Regions from separate parts of the Mus musculus genome. Here region 1 is linked to region 2. Evidence: chromatin loops called from intact Hi-C (ENCODE). Cell type or tissue: left cerebral cortex. All regions are shown on one strand. Each heading gives the region's core, and the rest is flanking DNA. Links, peaks and the distances in the headings are about the cores only.

The links. A loop is a pair of places that touch in the nucleus more often than their neighbours do. Peaks named below come from ENCODE experiments on the same cell type or tissue, not always from the same donor. Only the 100,000 strongest peaks of a DNase experiment are listed, where the experiment ranks them.
Region 1: a loop joins it to region 2, with 2.9 times the contacts of the local background. A loop is called at or near these places in 6 of 42 quality-filtered maps.

Annotation. Positions count from the first base shown.
Region 1 is chr1:54,996,083-55,008,764 of GRCm38, reverse strand. Sf3b1 (splicing factor 3b, subunit 1) reads left to right here. Exons shown (of 25, transcript NM_031179.2): 7 at 1,048-1,285; 8 at 2,382-2,594; 9 at 2,842-2,963; 10 at 5,275-5,472; 11 at 5,560-5,661; 12 at 7,203-7,382; 13 at 7,667-7,753; 14 at 7,851-8,121; 15 at 8,378-8,523; 16 at 8,604-8,750; 17 at 9,013-9,138; 18 at 10,506-10,727; 19 at 11,571-11,753; 20 at 11,837-11,948. Among named protein-coding and RNA genes, the nearest start is that of Sf3b1, 25 kb to the left of the region's middle. In left cerebral cortex, for the core only: no CTCF peak of the experiment used is centred there; no DNase peak of the experiment used is centred there.
Region 2 is chr1:54,529,793-54,542,474 of GRCm38, reverse strand. Pgap1 (post-GPI attachment to proteins 1) reads left to right here. Exons shown (of 27, transcript NM_001163314.2): 5 at 6,363-6,520; 6 at 9,004-9,056; 7 at 10,387-10,453; 8 at 11,516-11,621; 9 at 12,303-12,358. Gm51623 (a long non-coding RNA gene) reads right to left here. Exons shown (of 4, transcript XR_003947821.1): 2 at 7,825-8,073; 3 at 7,310-7,438; 4 at 2,513-3,134. Among named protein-coding and RNA genes, the nearest start is that of Gm51623, 17 kb to the right of the region's middle. In left cerebral cortex, for the core only: no CTCF peak of the experiment used is centred there; no DNase peak of the experiment used is centred there.

The DNA.
Region 1 (12,682 bases), core at 2,825-10,824, 470 kb before region 2:
CCCTGTCTCGAAAAACAGAGAGAGAGAGAGAGAGAGAGAGAGAGAGAGAAGAGGGGAGGGGAGGGGAGGGGAGGGGAGGGTCTTCTCATGGCGGAACTGCCTTCTCTTTCCTGCTGCAGCCAGATTTTTTTTTTTAAAGATTTATTTATTTATTTATTTATTTATTTATTTATTTATTTATTTATTTATTTATTATGTATACAGTGTTCTGCCTGCATGTATGCCTGCAGGCCAGAAGAGGGCATCAGCTCCCATTTCAGTTGGTTGTGAGCCACCATGTGGTTGCTGGGAGTTGAACTCAGGACCTCTGGAAGAACAGACAGTGCTCTTAACTTCTGAGCCATCTCTCCAGTCCTATAGCCAGACATTTTTATCATGGGGCAAATAATAGACGATTTAACTGTTTTCAAGAACAGTGTTTTATTTTTGGGCTCTTTTGCTATTCTTCTGTCTTCTTCCCTTGTAAAAGGGAGTCAGCCTGAGCCAGGATATGTGTTTTGGAAATAGTTTGAGACAAACATGCTTGGGTCTAAAATGGGGATTATTTCTCTTTCAGAGTTATCTTTTACAAGCTTAAGCAGCTCATGGCAAATTACCAACACATATATATTCACAAAGGTTTATAACCCAGAATGTTTTGTGTATCTTTAAAATTCTATTTATTTTAATTTGCATTTTTTTCATCTGCATTTATGTCTGTATTAGGGTATTGACTCTCATGGAATTGCAGTTACAGATAGTTGTAAGTCACTGTGTGGGTGCTAGGAATTGAACAGGGTCCTTTGGAAGAGCAGCCAGTGCTCTTAACTGTTGAGCCATCTCTAGCCTTGTGTTTTAATCTAGTGCTTTTTACATTGTTCAGTTCCAAATGAAAGCTGTAAATTTGTTTTCATCATAAGCATTTGCAAATCAGTAAGCAAAATGATATCTAACTTCCACTGAAAGATACATTTATTGTTTTGTTTTTTTTTTTGTGCAATAGAAAATTTGTAGTTATATCTCTAAGGTGTATAGGTATGTGAAACAAAATTCCTTTGCTTTGTACAGACCCCTGGGCATACCCCATCTTTAAGATGGGATGAGACACCGGGTCGTGCAAAAGGAAGTGAAACACCTGGCGCAACCCCAGGCTCAAAAATATGGGACCCTACACCGAGTCATACACCTGCGGGAGCTGCTACTCCTGGGCGAGGCGACACACCAGGCCATGCAACCCCGGGCCATGGTGGTGCAACTTCCAGTGCTCGTAAAAACAGATGGGATGAGACCCCCAAAACAGAAAGAGGTAGGTACTTTAGTGCAGTGTAGATGAGTGTGTGGATGAGGTGTTGACTCCAGCATTTTGTCTTCAGACTGAGGTCCTTATTTCCTAGTATAAATATAGATTTCTATAAATAACCAGCTGATGTGGATGTGCCTAAACCTACCAAGTTTATAAAACTTGTTTTTCTTGTACTGTTTGTCTCAGTACCCAAGCTGAAATCTGTTAGAACCTTTCTTAATAACCTTTCGACTTTGGACTGGTGACGTGGCTCAGAGGTAAAGGCTCTTGCCACCAACCAAACTGGAGGACCAGGGTATGATCCCTGGGACCCACATGGTAGAAGGAGACACCAGCTCCACAGGTAACCTCTAACCTCCACATGTGTATCATGGCATGTGCTCCCCAACATACACAGTAAAGAAAGGCAACACACTTCAACTTTGTTTAAATTAAAATTTAAAAAACTTAGGTAATATTGTACTCAATTAATTTCCCCTCTTTTGAAGAGGCTGAAGGTTTTAGGAAGAATCTTTTTTTTTTTTAAACTTAAAAAAAATTGTTGTGGATACTATTAGCCTTCTTTCTTTCCTCAGCCTCCTGTGAGTACGCTGTGTGTGTGTGTGTGTGTGTTTAAATGCACCCGTTTTAACCATTTTTAATGTGCACAATTTAGTGGCTTTAAGAATATTTCCAGAGTTGCACAGTTATGACTTTGACTGCTATTCACTTCTATGTTTTTTTCAGTGATCCAAACATACTGCATTCTTTAGATACAGATTTTCCTTTCTCCCATTACTTTCTGGCTTCTGCCAGGCTATATTTTATATCTCTCTCAGAAATTTGCCTAAATCTAGTGTTTGCTATATAGTGAAAATAGCTGGAACATGGCTCAAGATGAACAGTGAGGTGTGGATGAAGAAAGTTTTGTTTTTCTGTTTCTCATTAGTTCATATCTGTGGCTTTGTAGTCAGTGAAAAGGAAACAAATACTGGGCAAAACTTTAACTGGATCTTGTTTTAGAAATATACTCCTTTTGAACTTAATCGAATTGCATGTAGGGGAAGCAGCATTTTAAGAGTGTTAATAGTGTGGTTTTACTGATCCTTTGTCTTTCAAGATACTCCTGGGCATGGAAGTGGATGGGCTGAGACTCCTCGAACAGATCGAGGTGGAGACTCTATTGGTGAAACACCAACTCCTGGAGCAAGTAAAAGAAAGTCTCGTTGGGATGAAACGCCGGCGAGTCAAATGGGTGGAAGCACTCCTGTTCTGACTCCAGGAAAAACACCAATTGGCACACCAGCCATGAACATGGCTACCCCGACTCCAGGTACAAATTTTTTTCATCATTCTTTCTCTTACAGCTATTTTAATTTTTTTTGCTGTTTTTTTTTTTTTTTTTCTGGGTTCCACTAATGCTAGCTTTTCTATTAAGAATGTAAATATAAATATATAACTGCCTTGATTTGCATTTGCAATGTAAAAACAACTCTGATACGGACTGATGTTAACTATTTTGTATCTGAAGGGCCTAAGTCTTACACTGTTGGTCATTAACAATTTTGCTTTTTTGGTAGGTCACATAATGAGCATGACACCTGAACAGCTTCAGGCGTGGCGGTGGGAGAGAGAAATTGATGAACGAAACCGCCCACTTTCTGATGAAGAATTAGATGCTATGTTCCCAGAAGGATATAAGGTACTAGCAGTGAATATATGATGACTATGTTGTATTGAGGATATGAGTTTTAAATATTTAGTTAAAAAAGTTGCCTGGTAAATTAGCATTGGCCTTTCTGAAATTTACTAATTTCATATTTTTAGGTATTAGTAAGTGCATTTCAGTTTGAAAAAGTAATAGAGATGAAATAAGTAACATGGAGCTTTTATTACTTTGGCAATCCTAATGATTGGTGGGAGTCAGAAGTAGGCGGATCTCTTGAGTTTGAGGTCAGTTTGGTCCAGATAACAAGTTTTAGGCCATCCAGGGCTACAAAAAGATACTCTGCCTCAAACCCCTCCCAGCAGAAACTTTTATTTTGGGGGCTGGAGAAATGGCTCAGTGGTTAAGAACATGTATTGCCTTTAAAGAGCAGCAATGATCTCTTGGAAACCTGAGGTCTTGTGCTGGCCTTCCAGGCTCTGTCTTCAAGTGTACAAAGTTATATTCAGGCACACATATATACACAATTAAAAACTGTCTAAAAACACTATTTTATTTTTAATTATATGCATGAATACGTGCAGGTTTCTGCAGAAGCGAGTATAACCTTCCAGTAGAATTATAGGCAGCTGTGAGCACTGGGATCTCATTTTGAGGTGCAAGTGCTTTAAATCACGGAGCCATTTTTCTAATATCTGCTTTGAGAAAACAACAAAAGCTCATTACTTTTTGAGACAGTGTCTCACTATGTAACCATGGCTGGCCTGCAGTTCAAGGTACAGACAGACCAGGTGACTTTAAAGGCATAGAGTCTTGAAGGGTATGCTACCGCTACTGGCATTTATTACTCTTTCTGTGAGGCATCTTAAGGGCTTCTGGAGGTCCACAGACAGTGCTTAGAGAACCTCTAAATTAGTTTTGTGGGACTGAGCTCAGATAACATGCCGGTTTTATTTGTTAGTTCAATAAAACTTTGTCTCTAAATGACATAGATTGATGGTGACACAAAGAATGTTTTATCAATAATTTGAAATTTATTTTTTGTTTTATTTTACAACAGGACCTTACTCTGTAGTTTGGGTTTATTGAAGTTTATTTTGAACTAAGTACCTATTATCATGGAACTACTTGTTGGCAAAGAGCTGTCTGTGATGATAGCTAGAGTCCGGATCAAGACCTCAGGCTTACAAGGAATGGCCTTTAGAGAGCCTTTCTGTTGACTTTGTCAAAACAATGTGCTGATTTGTGTGCTACCCCCGTTGCACTTAAGCTAGTATTAGATTATTTGCTTTAGATGCACATGTCGTATTGCTTAGTGCTAGAGTATTTGCCCAGGAGGGCAAGGATTTGATTAACCACTATTAATCAGCAAAACTTTAAAAACCAAACCACCTATAGCCTCCTTGTAATATTTTGTATGTGGACAATCTAATAAATATATTTCTCAATTATAGTCCTTGGGTTCCTTAATACCAATAGGAGGAACATTTGTTCTTTTGTGAGTTTACTAATTAAAATCTTAAATACACCTTTAGGTCCTAAATGTAGAGTGACAGCAATGTGTTTGACATACTGTAAGACTCAGCGAATAAATTCTTTTTTAGTCAATAGTCCATGCTGCCCATGGACTGAAATATCTATCATTGACATTTTTAGATATGACAACTAAGGATGTTTGGAGAGGACCTGTGTTAGTCTTTATTGACCTAACAAGAAAGTGTAATTAGCAACAACAACAAAAAGAATCTTACAGCTTTAAACTCATATTTTTAAGACTTTCTTTTTTGCAATGGGTTTAATTTGGTGTTTCTTTCCAAGTGTCTTGACAGATACTTTAATTTTACTCTCATGTATTTAAGTCAAATCTGTAGAGTTTAATCTTAAAAAATGTTTTATAGTATTTAGGTCTTTATGTAAATGGTAATATGCATGATCTTTTTAATCTATTACATAAACCATATATTCATTTCCGCTGAAATGAGTAATTGTAGAATTTCTAACAGTGTCTTTTAGGAAATCACTGAATCGGGTTTTAAATTTTCCAGTTTTGTTAGTTTGACATGTTGGCTTGACAACATGATATTTCAAGCATGTTAAGGTGATGAGAATCTTTTAAAGAGTGCTTCATATATTTTCTTCTTTTCCACTTAAATTTTAATTAGCAAATAATATTTTCTATAATAATCTTAACTTTTAGGTAACATTGCATAGTGGGATATATTTTCTTCAGGTAAACTTGCTAGCTAATACATTGTAAAATCTCTTAAGTGCAGATGCTACTCATTCTGTTGTCTTAAGAGTATATGAAGCCAAGGGCGTTATACTAACATGTTTATAACTCTCTTAGGTACTTCCCCCTCCAGCTGGTTATGTTCCTATTCGAACTCCAGCTCGAAAGCTGACAGCAACTCCTACACCTTTGGGTGGTATGACTGGTTTCCACATGCAAACTGAAGACAGAACTATGAAAAGTGTCAATGACCAGCCATCTGGGAATCTTCCATTTTTAAAACCTGATGACATTCAGTACTTTGATAAACTATTGGTAAGTGGTGATAGCAAAACTAAAGTATTGCTCTTTGTTTGGGAGTTACAAATCATAAATTTGATCTATTTTGAAATTTTATTGTAGGTTGATGTAGATGAATCAACACTTAGTCCAGAAGAACAAAAAGAAAGAAAAATAATGAAGTTGCTTTTAAAAATTAAGAATGGTACACCTCCAATGAGAAAGGTAAGTTCTATTTATTTTTCTATCAAGACAGGGTAGCCCTGGCTGTCCTGGTACTCTGTAGACCAGGCTGGCCTCAAATTCACAGAGATCTGCCTGCCTCTGCCTCCCAAGTGCTGGGATTAAAGGTGTGCACTGCTACTTCCTGGCTTTTTATTTTTTTAGACAGGGTCTCTACATAGTCCTACTTGTTTTGTAATTTACTATATATAATAGGTAGACCAGGTGGCCTAGAACCTACAGAGATCCACCTGCCCCTTGTTCCCAAGTGCTCAGATTAAAGATAATGTATCCCCTTTAATAAACATTGAAGTTGTGTATCACATCTGATTCCTAGTTCTAGGTTTTTGATTTGTTATATTCATTATATTTGTTGGTTATGAATGAGATAGGTTCTTGAACTATCCCAGACTGCCCTGAAACTCGTAGCCCAGGCTGGATTTAGACCAATAGCAAGTCTTTTTGAAACCTAGTTACCTAAGTGATGGAGTTAGCAGAATAAGACATGACACTCTTCTGCCTTGGTTCTGTTAACTTTGTATATGGTTTCTGATAAGTTGCTTAGCTTGGCCATAAGCTTGTTCAGGCAGGGCTTGAGCTTTGGATCCTCTTATTCTGGACTAGCTGCTTGGGATTACAGTCTTATGCTCCCGGCTCAATGAATTTAATTCTTCTAATCAAAGGATTTTTGTTCTGATAAGGATATGAGAAGGCTAAATTCTTTTTCTCCTTGACAGCTTTAAAGTGTTTAAAACCTAGAGGTATTTTGTGGAATATAATATGACTTCCTATATTAGCATCAAATATGACTTGAACATAGAAGGTTGTTCAAGCAGAACTAAGGCATATGGCACATGGCTCCAAAGCTCTACTAAATTATCAAATTATCCTTTTTTTCTTTTTTTTTTTTAAAAACCATCTTATTTATGGGCATGTGCACATGGAGCACAAGTGGAAGGTCAGGATAACTTGCAGGATCAGTTCTTTCCTTCTGCTGTCTGGGTTGTGAGGATTAAACTCAGTTGATCATCAGGCTTGGTGACCTGCCAGTACCTTTTACCCACTGAGGAAGGAGTCTTGCTAGCCCTCTTAAGTTACCCTTTTTTCTTTTATGCTCATCTATTTATTTGTTACACACATGCATGTGTGCATGCATGGTGCAAGGATATGTGTGCAAGTGGACAGGTAGGTCATGCTCCAGGATAAACATGGAGTTCAGAGGACAGCTTTTGGAAGTTGGTTCTCTCCTTTTGTTGTCTGGATCTCAGAGTTGCAATAGAGTCATTATTAGGCTTGGTGGTATATGCACCGTTACCTCTAAGCCCTCACCTGCCACTAAATGAATTGCCCTTTTAAAATGAGTTGCTAATGTTGAACTTAGATAAGAGTTTGAATATCAAAACAATTTCGACAGAAACAAATTCAGACTACTTTATGTAAATTGTCTATAAAAGTATACAGTATATTATTCCTGGTGCAAATTGCCACTTTGGAATGTTTGCTCATAAAAAAATAACTTTTCTCATTTCTCTGATTTTCCTCAGGCTGCCTTACGTCAGATTACTGATAAAGCTCGAGAATTTGGAGCTGGACCACTGTTTAACCAGATTCTTCCTCTGTTGATGTCCCCTACACTTGAGGATCAAGAGCGACATTTACTTGTGAAAGTTATTGATAGAATATTGTATAAACTTGATGACTTGGTGCGGCCGTATGTGCACAAGGTTGGTTTGTTCTCGAAGTAGTGTTTAATGGTTTAACTTTTATTTTTCTGGTTCTATTTTTCCACTGTGTGGAATCTGGAAGTTGTTACTTTCCTTTGTGTGTATATGTAGCCCTGGCTGACCTGGAACTTAGTCCAGGCTGCCCTTGAAGGAATGTGCAATTACTGCCAGGGAATTAAAATTGTTTAACCTATCCCTTAATTAACAAATGTCTTTGATAAATTGATGTGGAAATGTATGTAATTCCTCTTTTTTTTTTTTTTTTTTTTTTTTAATTCTTTCAGATTCTTGTGGTTATCGAGCCACTGTTGATTGATGAAGATTACTATGCTAGAGTGGAAGGCCGAGAGATTATTTCTAATTTGGCAAAGGTATTCACATTAAATTCCTAGAAAAGGAAGTTTGTCTTTTGATGGGTTGAGGATTAATGGTACTAACTTAAGTGGCTGTTGTCACTTTTCTCTTTAGGCTGCTGGTCTGGCTACTATGATTTCTACCATGAGACCTGATATAGATAACATGGATGAATATGTCCGAAACACAACAGCTAGAGCTTTTGCTGTCGTAGCCTCTGCCCTGGGCATCCCTTCTTTATTGCCTTTCTTAAAAGCTGTGTGCAAAAGCAAGAAGTCTTGGCAAGCGAGGCACACTGGTATTAAGATTGTACAACAGATAGCCATTCTCATGGGCTGTGCTATCTTGCCACATCTCAGAAGTTTGGTTGAAATCATTGAACATGGTAAGTGGTGTATCTTTTATAGATCAGCTGTCCTGATGGGGAGAGGTGTATGTGTAATTAAATGAAAGACTTCTCACGCAAATTTTGAAATGGGGTTTGTAATATTTTCTGTTAACAAATTACCATTGCCTAAATTTTATGTACTATAAAAAAATTATTGCAGTTTGGATACATGGTTAGATACATTGCTAAAATTTGGATTGTATTATGAAAATTAGGTGTGGGTACCTACTCATAACCATGTCTGATTGTATAGGTCTCGTGGATGAGCAGCAGAAAGTTCGGACCATCAGTGCTCTGGCCATTGCTGCTTTGGCTGAGGCAGCAACTCCTTATGGTATTGAGTCTTTTGATTCTGTGCTCAAGCCCCTATGGAAGGGTATCCGCCAACACAGAGGAAAGGTGAATCGCTCATTAGATCAGTTTTTGTTGCTAGTAAGATAACCGAAACTTAATTTACTAACGTATATATTTTTAAATAGGGTCTGGCTGCTTTCTTGAAGGCTATTGGGTATCTTATTCCTCTTATGGATGCAGAATATGCCAACTACTATACTAGAGAAGTGATGTTAATCCTCATTCGAGAATTTCAGTCTCCTGATGAAGAAATGAAGAAAATTGTTTTGAAGGTAAGTAATTAGTTGCTCAGTTTGTGGGTATGTGCATGTTTTAGGAAGTTCAGAGAGATCTTTATAACATTAAAAACAAATCAAACCTATTTTTGTACTGTAAAAGTTATTACAGCTTGGATACATGGTTAGATACATTGCTAAAATTTGGATTGCATTACGAAAATTAGGTATTGGTACCTACTCATAACTGTGTTGGATTGTTTTGTGTTTTGCCAGTGCTGCATTTGATATATATATTTCTTTTTTATTAACCTTATAGGTGGTGAAACAGTGTTGTGGAACTGATGGTGTAGAAGCAAACTACATTAAAACAGAGATTCTTCCACCTTTCTTTAAACACTTTTGGCAACACAGAATGGCTTTGGATAGAAGAAATTACCGACAGGTGACCTTTTATTGCTAAACTTTGATTCTCATAAATCTTTTTGACTAATTCTTTACCTACTTAGAATGCATATTACATGCTATAATTTGCTTTGACTGTCTTAAAATTTATACTTGTATGTACTTTACTGTGACAAGAGATGGAATTTTTAAAGTCCATTCTTTCTGTTTGGTCTGTCTGTCTGAGATAGGGTCTCACTAAGTAGCCTAGAAATCACTCTGCAGACCTCAAACTGCTCCATCTGCTGCTGCTGCCATCTTCTATGTCCTGGAATTAAAGGTGTGCTCAGCCACACCTGGCCTCTTTTTGGGTGTCTTTTTTTTTTTTTCCCCTCCCCTCCCCTCCCCTCCCCTACCTCCAGATTTATTTATTCATTTTATTTATTTATTTAATGTAAGTACACTGTAGCTGTCTTCAGACACTCCAGAAGAGGGCATCAGATTTCGTTATGGATGGTTGTGAGCCACCATGTGGTTGCTGGGATTTGAACTCGGGACCTTCGGAAGAGCAGTCGACGCTCTTAACCACTGAACCATCTCACCAGCCCCCCCCCCCTTTTCTTTTAAAAGCATACATTTAATGTGAAATTCCCATTAACTAGTGTATTTAAAACTTAAATGTTTATTTTTTATGTGTATTAGTATTTTGCTTGGACATGTATCTGTGCACTATATTTGGTGTGTGTCATGCCTGCAAGGGGCCAGGCCATCAGATCTTGTATTGGAATTGCAGTTATGAGCCACCATGTGGGTCCTGGGAATTGAATTTGGGTCTTCTGGAAGGAACCCCACCACTATCCCCAGTTTTCTAGCCCAGGCCCTGTGTGTATGTATATATGCATATGTATTGTGTTTAAATTACACTTACTTACTTGGTCTGTATATGTGCCTCAGGGCATGCATGTGTGAAGAGAGCAGCAGGCAAGAGTTCCCTCTTCCAGATGGATCATGGAGATTAAACTCAGGTTATCAGATTTGTTGGGAAGTGCCTTTTACCTTTTGAGTCTTCCCTACAGCCCTGTTTGTTTCTTTTCTTTTGAGACAAAATTTTACTTTGTAGCTGAAGCTGGTCTCAAAATCTTGGTCTTTCTGCCTCAGCCTCCCAGCTCAACAGTACTAAGCTATGAGCTGATGGTTTTGTCTGGTAAATTGAAGCTTTAGCTAGCTGAAACCTAAGTATAGTTTTACTTAGAATTGTTTTTGTTTTGGAGATAGGATCTTAAGTTTTGGGCTGCCTTGGGCCTTGTCCATCCAGACTGGCATGGAATTTGAACGATCCATATCTAGGTGCTCTCACAATTAAAGTTTAGTATGTTTTATTTCCTTGGAAAAGTAATAGATTTAAAGAGTTTTGTTTTTGTCTTTCAGTTAGTTGATACAACTGTGGAGTTGGCAAACAAAGTAGGTGCAGCAGAGATCATATCTAGGATTGTTGATGATCTGAAGGATGAAGCTGAGCAGTACAGGAAAATGGTGATGGAAACAATTGAGAAAATTATGGGTAATCTAGGCGCAGCAGATATTGACCATAAACTTGAGGAACAACTGATTGATGGTATTCTCTATGCTTTCCAAGAACAGACTACAGAGGTAAGGGTAGCCAACCACCTTCTTCCTTGCTTTTAAATTTTATTTTGTGTGCATATGTGTGGGTGAAAATTAGAAGGAGATTTTGGGGATCAGTTGTCTCCTATCACCACTTGTCTCCTGGGGCATGGGCATGAGGCTTGGAAGCAGGCACTTTACCAGCCGAGCCATCACCCTGGCCTGTCACAAACTTGATTATTGTGGCATATTGCCATTGACTTTCATTTATGTAGAAAACCTACTTTTATTGCCATTGACTTTCATTTATGTAGAAAACCTACTTTTATTTCTTATTTTTTGAAAACCTACTCTTAAAAGCAGATATCCCTTTTATATATTTTTTAAAAGATTTATTTATTTATTTTATGTATATAAGTACACTGTGTCTGTACAGATGGTTGTGAGCCATCCTCTCGTTGCTGGGAACTGGATCAGCCCTGCTTGCTATGGCCCAAAGATTTATTTATTATTATACATAAGTACACTGTAGCTGGCTTCAGATACACCAGAAGAGGACATCAGATCTCATTACGGGTGATTGTGAGCCACCATGTGGTTGCTGGGATTTGAACTCAGGACCTTTGGAAGAGTAGTCAGTGCTCTTAAACTGCTAAGCCATCTCTCCAGCCCAAGCAGATATCCCTTAAAAGACATTTTAGTGACCAGTTGTCCTCAGTTTAACATGTTTTTTTACCTCAGATTTTTTGGTTTAAAAACAAATGGGATGTTTGGGTGGTTGGAAAGATTGAATATTATTGAACAATGAACTTTCAGTCAAAACTAAATTATATATTTTTAGTGATTTGTTTTTGTTTTTCTAAATATAACTTAACTTTTCTCTTTTAGGATTCAGTAATGTTGAATGGCTTTGGCACAGTAGTTAATGCTCTTGGCAAACGAGTCAAACCATACTTGCCTCAGATCTGTGGTACAGTTTTATGGCGTTTAAATAACAAATCAGCAAAAGTTAGGCAACAAGCAGCTGACTTGATTTCTCGAACTGCTGTTGTTATGAAGACTTGTCAAGAGGTAATCTATTCTACCAGATGTATATTTTTTAAAACAGGTATCTTAATGGAAAAAGTAACATTTTTAACATTCCTTTTATTTAGGAAAAACTGATGGGGCACTTGGGTGTGGTGCTGTATGAATATTTGGGTGAAGAGTACCCTGAAGTATTGGGCAGCATTCTTGGAGCACTGAAGGCTATTGTAAACGTAATAGGTATGGAATTTGCTGGTCATGTGAGAATTTGGCCTTTTAATTTTCTTTGTATTTTGAAAGCAAGATGTAAAGTTGTATTTAGGAGTTTGTTTTTTTTTTTTTTAATCTTCTTTTCTGGAGCACTTTAGGATTGTCAGATGTAACCAATCTCCCTTACTATTATCTATTTATATTTTACTTAAAAATGTTAAAAAGGAGAAATTTAGTACAGAAATTTAAAGTACAGAAATAGTAACAGCCCAAAATGTTTTGAGTTAATGGAAGAGAGGGCTCTAATAGAACTAGTGTATCAGCTGAAAAATAATCTAGCATCTTCTGTAAGAGGAAGGAGCAACCCTCAAGGTGTAATTTAGTTTTAGAAATTTCCTTTCTATGGTAAGGTATTTTGACTGGTTGAGATTTATTTATTTATTTTTTTTATACTATGAGTTCAAAGAAGATGACTTGGTTAAAAAAAAAGACTATCACGTCTTTTATCTATAAGTTAAAAACACAACAATCTCAGGTATGGTCACTCTTTTTCAAGGAATTATGATGAAGCAAACAAAAGGATTCCTGGGTTCAAAATCTCATTGTATTTAAACAGTGTTGAAAGTAACTCCTTTAGGACTGTGAAAGGGTTAGAAAAGGCTGAGAGTTCATAGGACCTGGCTGTTGGTAATCACTGTTCTTCCCATTTTGGGGAAAGGAGTAAGTAGTATAGAGCAGTTTAGAGCTTTAGCAGAATACTCTTT
Region 2 (12,682 bases), core at 1,687-9,686:
CTTATAATAATAAACAACAGGGACTGGAGAGATGGCTCAGAGATTTAGAGCACTGTCTGTTCTTCCAGAGGTCCTGAGTTCAATTCCCAGCAACCACATGGTGGCTCACAACTATCTGTAATAGGATCAGATGCCTTCTTCTGGTGTGTCTGAAGAGAGTGACAATGTGCTTACATACTTTAAATAAATAAATCTTAAAAAATAATAAACCATATATAGTAGGAACAATAATGAAATTATTATAAAAATTATTAGGTAAGGGTTACATTGAAAAGTTCTAGTCTATATTTGACAACTCAGGAAAAAGTATTCTATTAGCTATCATATCCTGGTGACTTCAGAGTTCTGTACATAAATCATTTTCTAACCTATTAAATACCTTTACAGACCTAGAGCATCTTCTCAAATCCTAAACAACTTCTAGTAAGACTATGACTTTCTAATCTTTAACCCATCAGAGACCCGAGAAGGGATAAATACTACCTGAGTATTCAGGAAGCACAGGATGCAGCTTCCAAAAATAAAGCAATGACAGAGACAGCTGACACTTAGATAGTCCCCCCATATTCTCTATAATGCTGGAGCATCTATCTTTAAGCCTTTTGGCCCACACTATCTGACAGACCTTTGTGAAGCAGGAATTAGGAAGCAGTAATTGCTTACCCTGTCTTGGCAGAGCTTGGCGATTGACTTCCCTACCCCTGTTTGTCCTTTCTGGACAGCATTCTTTCTGCAGATGAAGTTAGGGTATTTTCTGTGCCCAGTGGCTAGCTTGCCACAGTTGAAGCAATTCCATGTGGAGGCCTTTTGATGCTCATCTTCTTCCTAATCGAATGGGGTGCTGCCAAGAGCTGACATGTCTCAATGTCAGAAAGGCCTTAAATTAATAAAAACATCTTTAAATCCATAGTCTGTGAGTCTCTGAGGTTTTTGAAGACTTATCTATTCATAGCATATCGGAATCAACAAATGTTGTGTTTCCAGCTACCTGTTATCTGTACAACCCAGGGTGTATATTTCTGTGATAATCCAGACTAGAATTTAACATAACCATGAGTTTGATTGACTGACTGTTAACTTGCATTACTTAATTGTCCTAAACAGTTTGTAATAGCAGCTATTAAAAAGACTGGGACTAAACCTTGTATTTTTTTTTAAAGATTTATTTATTTGTTTAATTTTTATGAGTACACTGTAGCTGTCTTCAGACAGACCAGAAGAGGGCACCGGATCCCATTACAGATGGTTGTGAGCCACCATGTGGTTGCTGGGAATTGAACTCAAGACCTCCTGAAGAGCAGTCAGAGCTCTTAATCTCTCCAGCCCTAAACCTTGTATATTTAAGTGAGTTGCATAGGCACAATGCCTGTCTTAAGAGTTGAAACATACATATATTATGTTGTAACAAAATTATACTTAACTTTTGTATTAATATACAAATATTTATACCAATGAATGCCTTACACCTATACCAATATATTAAATTTTGTACCAGTGTAACAAAATATAACTTTATTTTTGTATCAAAATATAAAAATCTGTACCAATGTAAGAGTATGACTATACCTTCTTTTTTTTTTTTTGGTTTAAGAGTAGATAATCCATCCGTATTTGTCTAGTTTGTAATATTACTATATCCCCTGTTTTTCCTTTCAACCCCCTGCCCCTTAGCTAAGGGGGGGGGAGGGAGAGAGAGACACTGGGTAAGGAGGAGGAGGAGGAGGAGGAGGAAGAGGAGGAGGAAAGAGAGATTTCTGAGGCTAAGTTCCCTGTTTTGTTTTTTCTCTGTCCATGAGCATCATTATTTGTAATCATTCCCTAAAATGACAACATATCTATAACTTATAAAGTGACCAAACCATTAACACAACTTAAGGGAATGAGACAACAGTCCTCTTATAAGTGTTTATTGATGAATTGGGGTAAAGAATTCCTTTTGGGGGGCCCAAAAGGATATTGGAAAAATGGATTAGTCCAGTTTGCATGCTGAGAAAGTGCAGGCTTAAATGAAATGTGAAACAGTTTAGCTGCAAATCAGCACCTCCAATTCTCGGTGTCACTAATCTCTTTCCATCTAGGTTTATCATAGAAAATACCATTGGTTTTCTTTTTCCAGCCATTAAACATGGGTGGTATGTGTTTAATTATTCTTAGGTGCTACAGCTTCAACTTTGTTATTTTTGGGACCGATCCTTGGCCTTTTAAGAATTACCTATTTGAAATTTAGCATGTCAGAACTGTACCATAATAAAATTAAGAAATGTTGCTGTTAAAATTGTTCGAATCCTTTGTATTGCTTCTAATAGTCATGAATGAGTGTATGTTTAGGAAAAGAATAAAAATCTGAAAATTACATGTTAGCAACATTTCTATTACATTTTGCACAGTACATATTGATGAGCCATGTCATTGAGTTAAAAATGATTCCAAATACACTTAAAATTAATCTTTCAAGATTGAACCTCTTTCTTTTATTCTTTTGTTTTAAATTTATTTTACTATTTTTTCTTAGTTTTTTTTCTCTTTTTTTTAGAGTTTTGATCATATTCACTCTTTTCCCTCAACACTTCTCGGATCATTTCCCCACTCTCTACCTACCCACCATTTTGACTTTCATTTTTGTGAATTTTTCAAGACCAATTTGTGCTGCCCAAATATTCTTGGACGTACGGCCTTGCATTGGAGAGTGGTCAGTTCACTCGAGGCTACACTTTTAGGGAAAAAATGATTTCTCCTCCCAGCAGCTAATAATTGCCAGTAGCTTAGTGATCTGGTGTGGTGGTGTGTGCCTAAGTTTTCTCTCCTTGCTAGGATTTGGTCTGGCATGGGCTTGCACAGGTTTTGTAAGCTGCTACTGAAACCCACTGTAAATTCCGAAGTGCAGCTGCCCTGCTGTGTCAAGCAAACACTTCCTTTCAGTTTTCCACTTCCTCCAGTGATTACACTCTTTCTTCCCCCTCCTCTACAATGATCCCTGAGCCATGGGAAACAGGGTGCAGTACATATCTTCCCTGTAGGGCTGAAATTCTGTAATCCACTCTTCTCATCTCCTTGGCCAGTTACCGATCACTGGGTTAACCACCATCTCTTGCACACAGAAGCTTCTGAGGGTGAAGGCTGAGAGGTGCATGGATCTGTAGGTATAATAATAAGTCAAAAAGAGTCAGTTTAACCCTGTGTTCATTTAGCAGCATAATGGTAGGTACTCCCCTAGGGTCTATGACGTATCTAGCCATAGGTTTCTAGTCCAGTAATGGTGCAAGGTACGTGTTCTTGTAGAGGAGGACTTAATTTTGATCAGAAAGTTATTGGTTACTCCCATGATGTTCCTGCCACTGTTGCAGCAGGTGGGCGTGTCTTTCCAGGCCGGGCATTGATGTAACTTTCAGGGTTCACAGCTGGGTGCGATTGATAATTACTTTCCCCCTTTGGTAGGGTGCACAGCATCTCTTAGCACTATTAGATAGCTGCTAGGGATGAAGCTCCCAGGTCTGTATCTGCGTGATTTCAGCATCTTCTAGAACTCAGTCACGTGGCCTCTTCAGCAATGGGAGCTCACTGTCTACTAGACCCTTGTATTTGCTCGACAGATGGTACACCCTTCAGCTGCATCCTCATCCCTGAAGAATGTATTTTCAGTACCACCAGGTTCTCATTGTTCTAAAGAACAGCAATGGTTCACCTCTAAAACTGCCAGTCTGAGTGATTCTTAAACTTAGGGAGCTTTTCCTGAGTTATAGGAAACCTACTTTCTGATTTCTTATTTCATTAAATCAGAATCAGAGTGAAAAAATATTTAAGTAGTCACGGGTTTTAAGCTTTTGATGTGTGTGGTGTGTGTGTATGTGTGTGTATGTGTGTGTGTGTGTGTGTGTGTGTGTGTGTGTGCGTGTGTGTGTGTGTGTGTGTGAATATGAGATTGTGAAAAATATCCTGGTTCCTGGTTGAGCTAAGGCTAGAAACCCCAGTGACCTTGAAGGGACGGTAAGTGTTTTACCTGTTCCCAGAGGAACCAGGCTCCTGGCTGGCATAAGGCTTCAGCCCTCCATAGATTTGTGATCATCGGTCACATAAGGGCAAAGCCCCAAAGCCCTCCACAGGGATGTGTCCTGTGATCTCAAGATAGATCTCCATTTTAATGAGGCACCTAAAGGCCTGGAGGACTTAGCCAATAAACTCTCCTTCCCAGACACTCCTCCCTGCAAAAGGTATTTAATCTCAGGCCTGCCCTGACAAGCCAGTATATTTTTACTCATCTACTTTCCACCATGACAATAAATGCCTTAAAACCATGGATTGTCTCTTTTCACTGGGATCCATTGTGGGGAGCCATAGAGGCCTTTGCCTTTAGAGCCACCATTTAACCTCCCGTAGAAGGTCTCTCTACACTCCCAGCCACAACTAAGCTAACCCAAGCCCAAGCCAGCTGCCCACTGACAAGCCAAGGACTTCCCCCCATGGGGCCAGCCGGACCTCCCTCTTTTCCCCCTCAGCCCCTGCTAGATCCTGCCCGCAGGTCCCCACTCTATTCTCAGCTCTTCCTCAGCACCCAGTGGCGCCTGGTGTCCGAGAGCCTACGAACCAGACTTCCTGGCCTTCTTGCAGACTGTGCTCCATACCCCCAGTGCTATAGATAGATAGATAGATAGATAGATAGATAGATAGATAGATAGATAGATAGATAGATAGATAGATAGATAAGATAGATAAGATAGATAGATAGATAACTTTTAACAGATTCCCGGTTTATACTTGGTAGAAATACTACCTTTAAAAAAAGGAAAGAGGTCCTGCACTGGGCCAGACCTTAGAGGGTCATCTCTGACCATAGCCTTCTCACAGGGTAAGAGGGATGCGTATCCTGAACAGCTTATCTCCCTGTGGTTCACGCTCTTATGCTCAGACCATGATTCAGGAAACTAAACTCTGAGATTGCTCAGTTATTTTCTTTTGGAGTGTGATCATGTAGCCCACTTACTAAACTAAACTTACTATAGCTGGAGCTGTCCTTGAACTCCGGATCCTCCTGCCTCCCCAGTGCTGGGTTTACACGTTTGCAGTTCCTGCCCAGCTCAGTTTTTCTTACTCATATCCCCCAGGCTCTTTCCAGGGCCTGTGTGTGCCTCTTATATGTCTTTGTTCTAAAGCAGGTATGCACAAATCTAAATTGAACTGCGGCCAGGGTGTGGCTCTTCAGTGGAGCTTGGACTTTCATACAGGGTTCCTGAGATGGGGGGTAAAATTAGATTGGGAGGAGAGAGGAGATACAGCAGTAGACCAGAGATCTTCTCTTCTGTGTTTTCATAATCCGGTGTGTGGCTTTGAAGTCTCTGAGAATCCTTAACTTTAACTCTGCTTACTAAGTTCTCTCAATAGTTTGTCAAGAAAAGAATAGAAAATACTTAATTTAGTAGTTTTGCACCTGTTTTTTACTTTAATATTTTTTAGCCCCATTGATAATTGTCCAAGGCTCTCGATGTGTCTGATCTTGGTACACTTGCTAATGCCTCAAGTGCCTAGTGCTGAGATCTTGAGAACTTTGTAGAGCAAATGTTTATTGCCATGCATGGGGTCTGATGGAGGAACACAAAGCATTAAGTTTTGATGCTGAGAAGAAATGAGATTTCCTTTGTTCTGGTCTCAGCTGAGTAATCAACATTACGTTTTTCTTACTTTTCATACATGAAGTGAAAGATTGCCTGGAAACTTACCACTTTAAATTTACTGCTAAATTTAATAGGTAAAATCCTAAGCATGAGCTTTTCTTCAGAAGTGTAATCCTAAAATTATTATGGTACAGCCCTGGTCGTTGTAGGAACTTAAATAATAACGTGCGGTAATGGTTATCCAAAGCAGAGTAGCTAAGCCTTCAAAAACTGGAACACTTTTGTGACATGGGAAAGTGTATGTGTCTTTTTTGAAGACCATTTTATTGAGGGCACTTTATATACAAAAATGCATGTATTTAATATATACAACATGATGGGATTGAACACAGGATATAAGACACTAATGTCTACAACTCCTTAGCAAAGTCTATGTGGTCTTTGAAAGAAGATGAGAGTTTCTTTGCCATGTTTTGTGGAGCATCATTCTTGTTTGGTACAGAGCTCTGTTTGTGTGTGAACTTAATGAAAGGTACAATTTGGCCTTTTTCTCTACTGACACATTTAGTAAGTCTCAGTATTTGTACTGTGATTGCAAACATGGGGGAATATGCAAATTTCTCAAAATAGGGAAATGGGAATAGCATTATTTATAGACCAAATAGCTTAAGCAAAAATGCAGGTAAATATTAGCATTATAAGCATTGTTGCATGAAATGGCTTGTTTTTCAGAATTTCTTTTTTATTTCCTTCCAGAGTTTTATATGAATGTAAACAACTATTGGATTTTAAATGCTCGGCACATAAATTTGACTACACTTTCTGTGGCTGGAGGATTCCGGGATTACCAAGTTCGTTCAGGACTGACTTTTCTACCAAAATTGAGCCATTACACCAGTGCCTTATCTGTTGTGGTAATTATTTTAAAGATTCTACATAGTAATATAGTAGACACAATGGAACATCAAAAGGGAAATAGTATATACCTGCTGGTAAATGAGTGTCAGTAGCAGACCTTGTGTGTGAGTGTGTGTGTGTGTACATGCATTGTGTGTGTGTGTGTGTGTGTGTTTGTTTCCTTTTTTCTCTAATCCATTTGGTAGTGTGTTGCTGCCAATATTTATATATCTCTGATGAAAATATTTTACTTACAGAATTTTTCCACACTGTCTATAGTAGAACTTACCTCTTCTCTTTTTTTTTATTAGATATTTTCTTTATATACATTTCAAATGCTATCCCGAAAGTCCCCTATACCCTCCCCCAGCCCTGCTCCCCTACCCACCCACTCCTGCTTCTTGGCCCTGGCATTCCCCTGTACTGGGACATATAAAGTTTGCAATACCAAGGGGCCTCTCTTCCCAGTGATGGCTGACTAGGCCATCTTCTGCTACATATGCAGCTAGGACTCTTCTCTTTTAACTCTCAAGTAGTTTATAATTTTTCACATTTTTATGTGTGCTATTAAAGTCAATTAAGAAGTAACAGTTTTTCAATGTTTATCTCGGCAGTTAAGTTAGATTTATGTTCATTGGGTCTAGAAAATTGATGAGTTTACAACCATAATTGTGTTTGTAGCATAGGTTAAATTGCTATAGTATATTCCTATATAAGTAACAGTATCTTAAATATAAATGGAGTTTTACTGTGAAGGTCAGTGAGTGATTTCTGATACAGGACCTGGGCTGATGCCAGACACCCACCTGGAATACTTTACTTTCAAGTTCATCTTAGTGACCACTAGTTCAGCTGATAAGAAATCAGAATCGGGTAGAGCACAGGGTTGAAAAGGCACCCATTACTTCTTTTCATTAGAGGAAATCGGCTACTTCCTAAAACAAGAGAGGCCAAGGGAGTTAGCCATGCTGTCTGTTGTAAAGAATGAGTGACTTTTAGTGGACAGTTAATGGTTCCATGAGCAACCACTCTTATAAAATGTATTTATTTTTATTAGTTACATTTGTTCTCTGACAATTGCATTAAAAATATAATATATTCTGATTACTCTCCAATTCCTCTTACCTCCCTCCCACCCTGCCAACCTCCTTCTTTACAAATCGATCGCATAGTCACATGTGTTTTGATTTGTGACGCACTGAGTTTAACCAGGGCTATCTGTGTGACCATGAGTGTAGATCTATCCTTTGGAGCCTGATGATCCCTTACCTGTAGGATCTACAACTGCTCAGCATCTGCCAATAGCCTGATGATCCCTTACCTGTAGGTCTACAACTGCTCAGCATCTGCCAGTAGCCAATAATGCAACAGTAGGGCCTCACGAGCGACTCCTCCATCCATAAATGACCTGCTGACAGGGCAGTTCTTGTATGGCCGCATGCTAGTAACTGCGGCTAATGTGGGCTCATGCTTGCAGTGGCTTGACTTCGTAGAAGATGGCTTTTCACAGCTGTTCTCCTTGTCGTGGGCTCCCAGTTCTTTCTGCCCTTCCTGTGCAGTGTTCTTTGAGCTGTAGAGGAAGGGAGGGTTAGTGTTTGTGTGTTGCCTTTATAAAGTCAAAGAAAATAAAGCACTTTTATGTTCTTGATAATGGTAAATGCTGCCTGCTAGTAGCTGAGCTGTTTCTCTGCTCGGTAGCTATTTAAATCTTAGAACCAAAGAGAACTCTGATTGTCAGGATTTTTAGTAATTTATCAGCAGTAGTCCCCAAATATATAAAGTACCCATAAATTTATAAAAGGGGTGGGGAGGAATAAGAGTTATAGAGTGCAGAGTTAGAGAGACCAGTACATAATATGTACTGATCATCATAATATGTATGAACAATACATATTATGTTAATGTATGGAAATGTCATAATCTCCTTACTTTGTGTTGTTAGTATATGCTAATAAATATTAGGCACACTCCTGATTATAAAATCTCATCTTAGAATAAACCAAGTAGTAGTTTACTCAAAACTAAAATCCTGAAATATCTATTGGAACTTTTGAAAAAATTTATTTATGTATTTACATCCCAAGTGCCTCCCCTTCCCAGTCCCTTTTGCATTTATGTAAAAGTAAAAAAAGATCTTTATGTAAGAAAGCTGTGGCATTTAATAAGATTCTCTAATAAGATTCCTTATTAAAGGAATGTTAAGGTCAACTTTATAATTGTGTTTTTAAATTGTGTTAAATGTTAAACTTTAGCATAGGATCTGTGTTAATGTTCGTTTTAAAAAAGTAATAGAAGCTTGTGAGAACCAGAAATGATGTTAGTTACATTATATAGGAAATAATATACTTGGATCATCTTTTGTAAAAAGTAATAAGTTTATTCAAAGAATTAAACAATACAGTAAAGTTAACATTATGTGTTTCTAAATATTAGTCTGAAAAATCCAGCAATAGGAAATGGTAGATGTGCTTGAGTTTAATTCTTCTCCTTTTCCCCTTAGAGCTCAGCAGTGCCTAAGACCTGGGTCTCAACAGACCACCTCTCCATCGTGTGGTAAGTTACATATTACACTGTTGATTTTTATAGTGCTTCTTTCTCACTGATGCAGTAATCGGTTTGCTATCTTTCATAGAATTTGACCCATAAATAAGTCCAAAAGTGAAGGATGAACTGGGTTGAAAACTCAAAACTTGGTTCTTGTTTGTTTGACCATGGTTTCCTTGACAACCTGTAACATCTTCTGAAGAAGCTAGATCACTCTGTCTTCAGCATCAAATACTAAATTTAGGGTTTGCCGTAGCTGGGCAGTCAGATGTGCCTGCAGAGGACCGAACTTCTGAGCCCCTGGCCAGTCACTGCACCCAGATACAGCTAATGTGGTGATGGCTGCTAGGGAGCAGCAATGGAAACCAGTTAGAACTAGATCTATACTTAATATATAGAAACATAAGAGATTACATATGGATCAAGAAAAGCAAAGGCTCTTATGTCTAGCTCCTTGGGTTCTGGCTTTAAGATTCTTTTATTCGGGCTGGAGAGATAACTGGTTAAGAGCACTGGCTGCTTTTCCAGAGGTTCTGAGTTCATTTCCCAGCAACCACTTCATGGCTCATACCCTTCTGTAATGGAATCAGATGCCCTCTTCTGGTGTGTCTGAAGACAGCTACAGTGTACTCGTATGCATAAAATAAATAGATCTTTTAAAAACATTCTTTTATCCTACCTTCATCTGCCTGTACAAGCCACAGTGTCTTCCAGATCCACATAGTTCAGGCATGTAGGGGGAAGCAGATATAATGTATGGAAGTTACATGGGCAGCAGAAAGGCTGTTCTACTATCATACCCAGAAAGATTTCATTTGCTTTGCTTTTCTATGTTTCAACCTTAATACATACACTTAGTAAGAATGATCTGCTGGAAACCTTTTTAGTGTACAGCATTAAAGAAATATAATGCACTCCATTAACTAATAGAATTGTGCATATCTGAATCAAAACTGACAGTTGTCAGCTTGTGGGAGTGGGGGAGGTATGTTTGGTAGAGTCCTCATTCCCTTATGGATTACCCCACACTCATGCATATATGGGTGGGACTAGCTGGAATTAGCGAGTTAAAAAGTGAATTAAATTTAAGAGGAGGACATGAAGTTGGAAAGGAGGTGTGGTGTGGGAGATGTGGGATGGGTTGGGGAGGAAGCAAGGGGTAGATGATATGATCAAGATAAGAAATTTTCAAAGAATAGAGTATGATCATTTCTAACATATTTTATTTTAATAAATAAATGATTAATAAATAAATTTGATTTAATAAATGACAACAATTTCAATTTTTAAAAAAAGTATGTGTTTTAAGAAGATTTTATGTGCTTCCTTTATTTTTTAGGTGTAAACAATTGCAGTTGACTACAATTCGAGCGTTCTTTGATCTTATTGATGCCGATACCAAACAAGTATGCACTGTTAAACTGAAAGCTTGTTTTAGCAAAGTGAAGGCTTTTGTTAGCACTAATAGATTTAATTCATTTCAAAATGGATACTAAGAGAAACCTGGACCTTCTATCAACTTAAATAAGTTCTGAAATGGAAATATCTTTGCATCTTCTGGTGTGCTATATAAACCATTAGTTCAGGAAGTGGTGAAACTAAAGAGCAAAGGGTCCTTTAACTCTGCCATCAGTTCTTTGAGCAGTTCAGAGTTTGATATATATTTCTCCGGCTTTTATTTTTAATTTATGGGAAATATTTATTACAGACTAATATTTTTTCTTAGTAATGCATTTTGAACATCATAATCTTTCTTACTAGGTTCCCTTGAACCATGTTTTAAAGTTTAGCATATTAGTAAGATCAAAATGTACAGTCATTCAGGAACTCACGCTCACCAGAGATTTACCTGTGTACTGTCCAGGTCGAGTCATTGCTGTAATGAGACCTCGTATATCAATTCTTCAGACCTGGTTTCCAGTTGTTCGGTTAGCAAGCACAGAAATCACCATGCCCTGAACAGAACATCACTCTACTTTGTCACTTCCTTAACGACTGCTGGGTGGGTTGTGGTAGCAATCGTTTCAGCTTCATTAACAGGCCTGTGTTCATTAGCTTCCAGGTCTTCTGTGAGTTAGGAACAAGCTGATATGACTCATCTTAAACTGCCTTCCCTCGGGTCATTTTGCAGTGCATCTTTGTTCCATGGGAATGGTTTTAAGAGCTGTGGCTCTGGCTTCTTCCTCCTGGAGAAAACATTAGTGTTTGAGATAGTCTGTTTTCATTATAACAGAGCATTATAGCCCCAAATCTTAATAGTTGAGTGAGTTTAAACAGATTATTTCTCTGTGCCTTAGTTTTGTTTTTTGTTTGTTTTTTTTTTTTAATTTTTCTGAGGATTAGAGTTAATAGTGTATTGTTTTAGAACCGTGCCTGGCTCAGGAAGAGTAAATATTGAGTCTTACTCAAATGCTTCATCAAATTGTCATGATGTAAATGATCTAGATGATATTTAATGTTCTTTCTAGATAACTCAAAAGCCTAAGAAGAAATTGTCCGTTTTGAATCACCATTTTATAAGACACCCAGCTAAACAGTTTGAGGAAAATCCGTCCATAATTTCTGACCTAACAGGTTTGTGGTAATAACCTTTAAAGTAGAACTTTTCATGATTTTTGATAAATCTATTGTTAGTCCACAGTTAGTATTTGGTACTAGTGGGAAATTGGAATACTTCAAATATTATGGTTCCATTTTTTACTGATTTCCTTATCAGGGTGCTAACAAGTTGGTTTGAAAGGGTAAAGTGAAAGGCAAATTGTAAGATAAAAGTTTTGTGCTGGAATTTATTGGATAATTAGAAAGGTTTTGGCATTACATCCCCTTGTTTTTTCCTGATAGTCACCCAAAGAGAGAGGTGTATTATTTATAGCATCTTTATTTCTCCGTCATTCACTCTTTGACCTTCTTTTGAGTTACTAACACATCATTCCTTTGATAAGTTTGCTCTTAAGCATACACTGTGGTAGTAACGTAAATGTTTTGCATGGGGAAAGTCATGCTGATTTCCTTCTACTGAGAATCCATTAAGCTAGAGATGCTGAGTGGCTTTGTAATTCTTACTTGATGTGAACACTGGTTGGTGATGCTAAGCACGAAGAGTGCATTTCTGCATTTTATCTCTTAAAGCAGCCCGTGTGTAAGGAACCATGTGTTTGTTATTGTTGATAAGTATTTATCAGAATTCACAAAAGAAAGAAAATTTGTAAAATGGAAAAAAACCGAGGCAAATAAATTAATTTCCTTCACATTAAGGGACATCTATGTGGGTTCCAGTAAAAGTGTCCAGATGGTCCTATGTGGCTTATAATGTAAGTATTCTATCAATGTATTTTTGTCCAAACTTATATTTATCTTTAAAAGTTAGGAACTTTTAAGAGCAAATTACATCTAATTTTCTCATGATTTGGTAAGAATACCTTAATAATAAATATTGAATATGTTCAATTTATCTGTTTTATCATAAATTTGGACCCTTTTTCTTTGTTCAGTTTATATTTAGGTAATATAAATGAGGCCTATACATTCCTGTTGGCTGATATGTCTATATTCCTCTTGAGTATATTTTCAACTCTTATTTTCTTTGAAAATGACAAAATATTGGTCACTTTTTATGATGGACTTTCATACTGGTT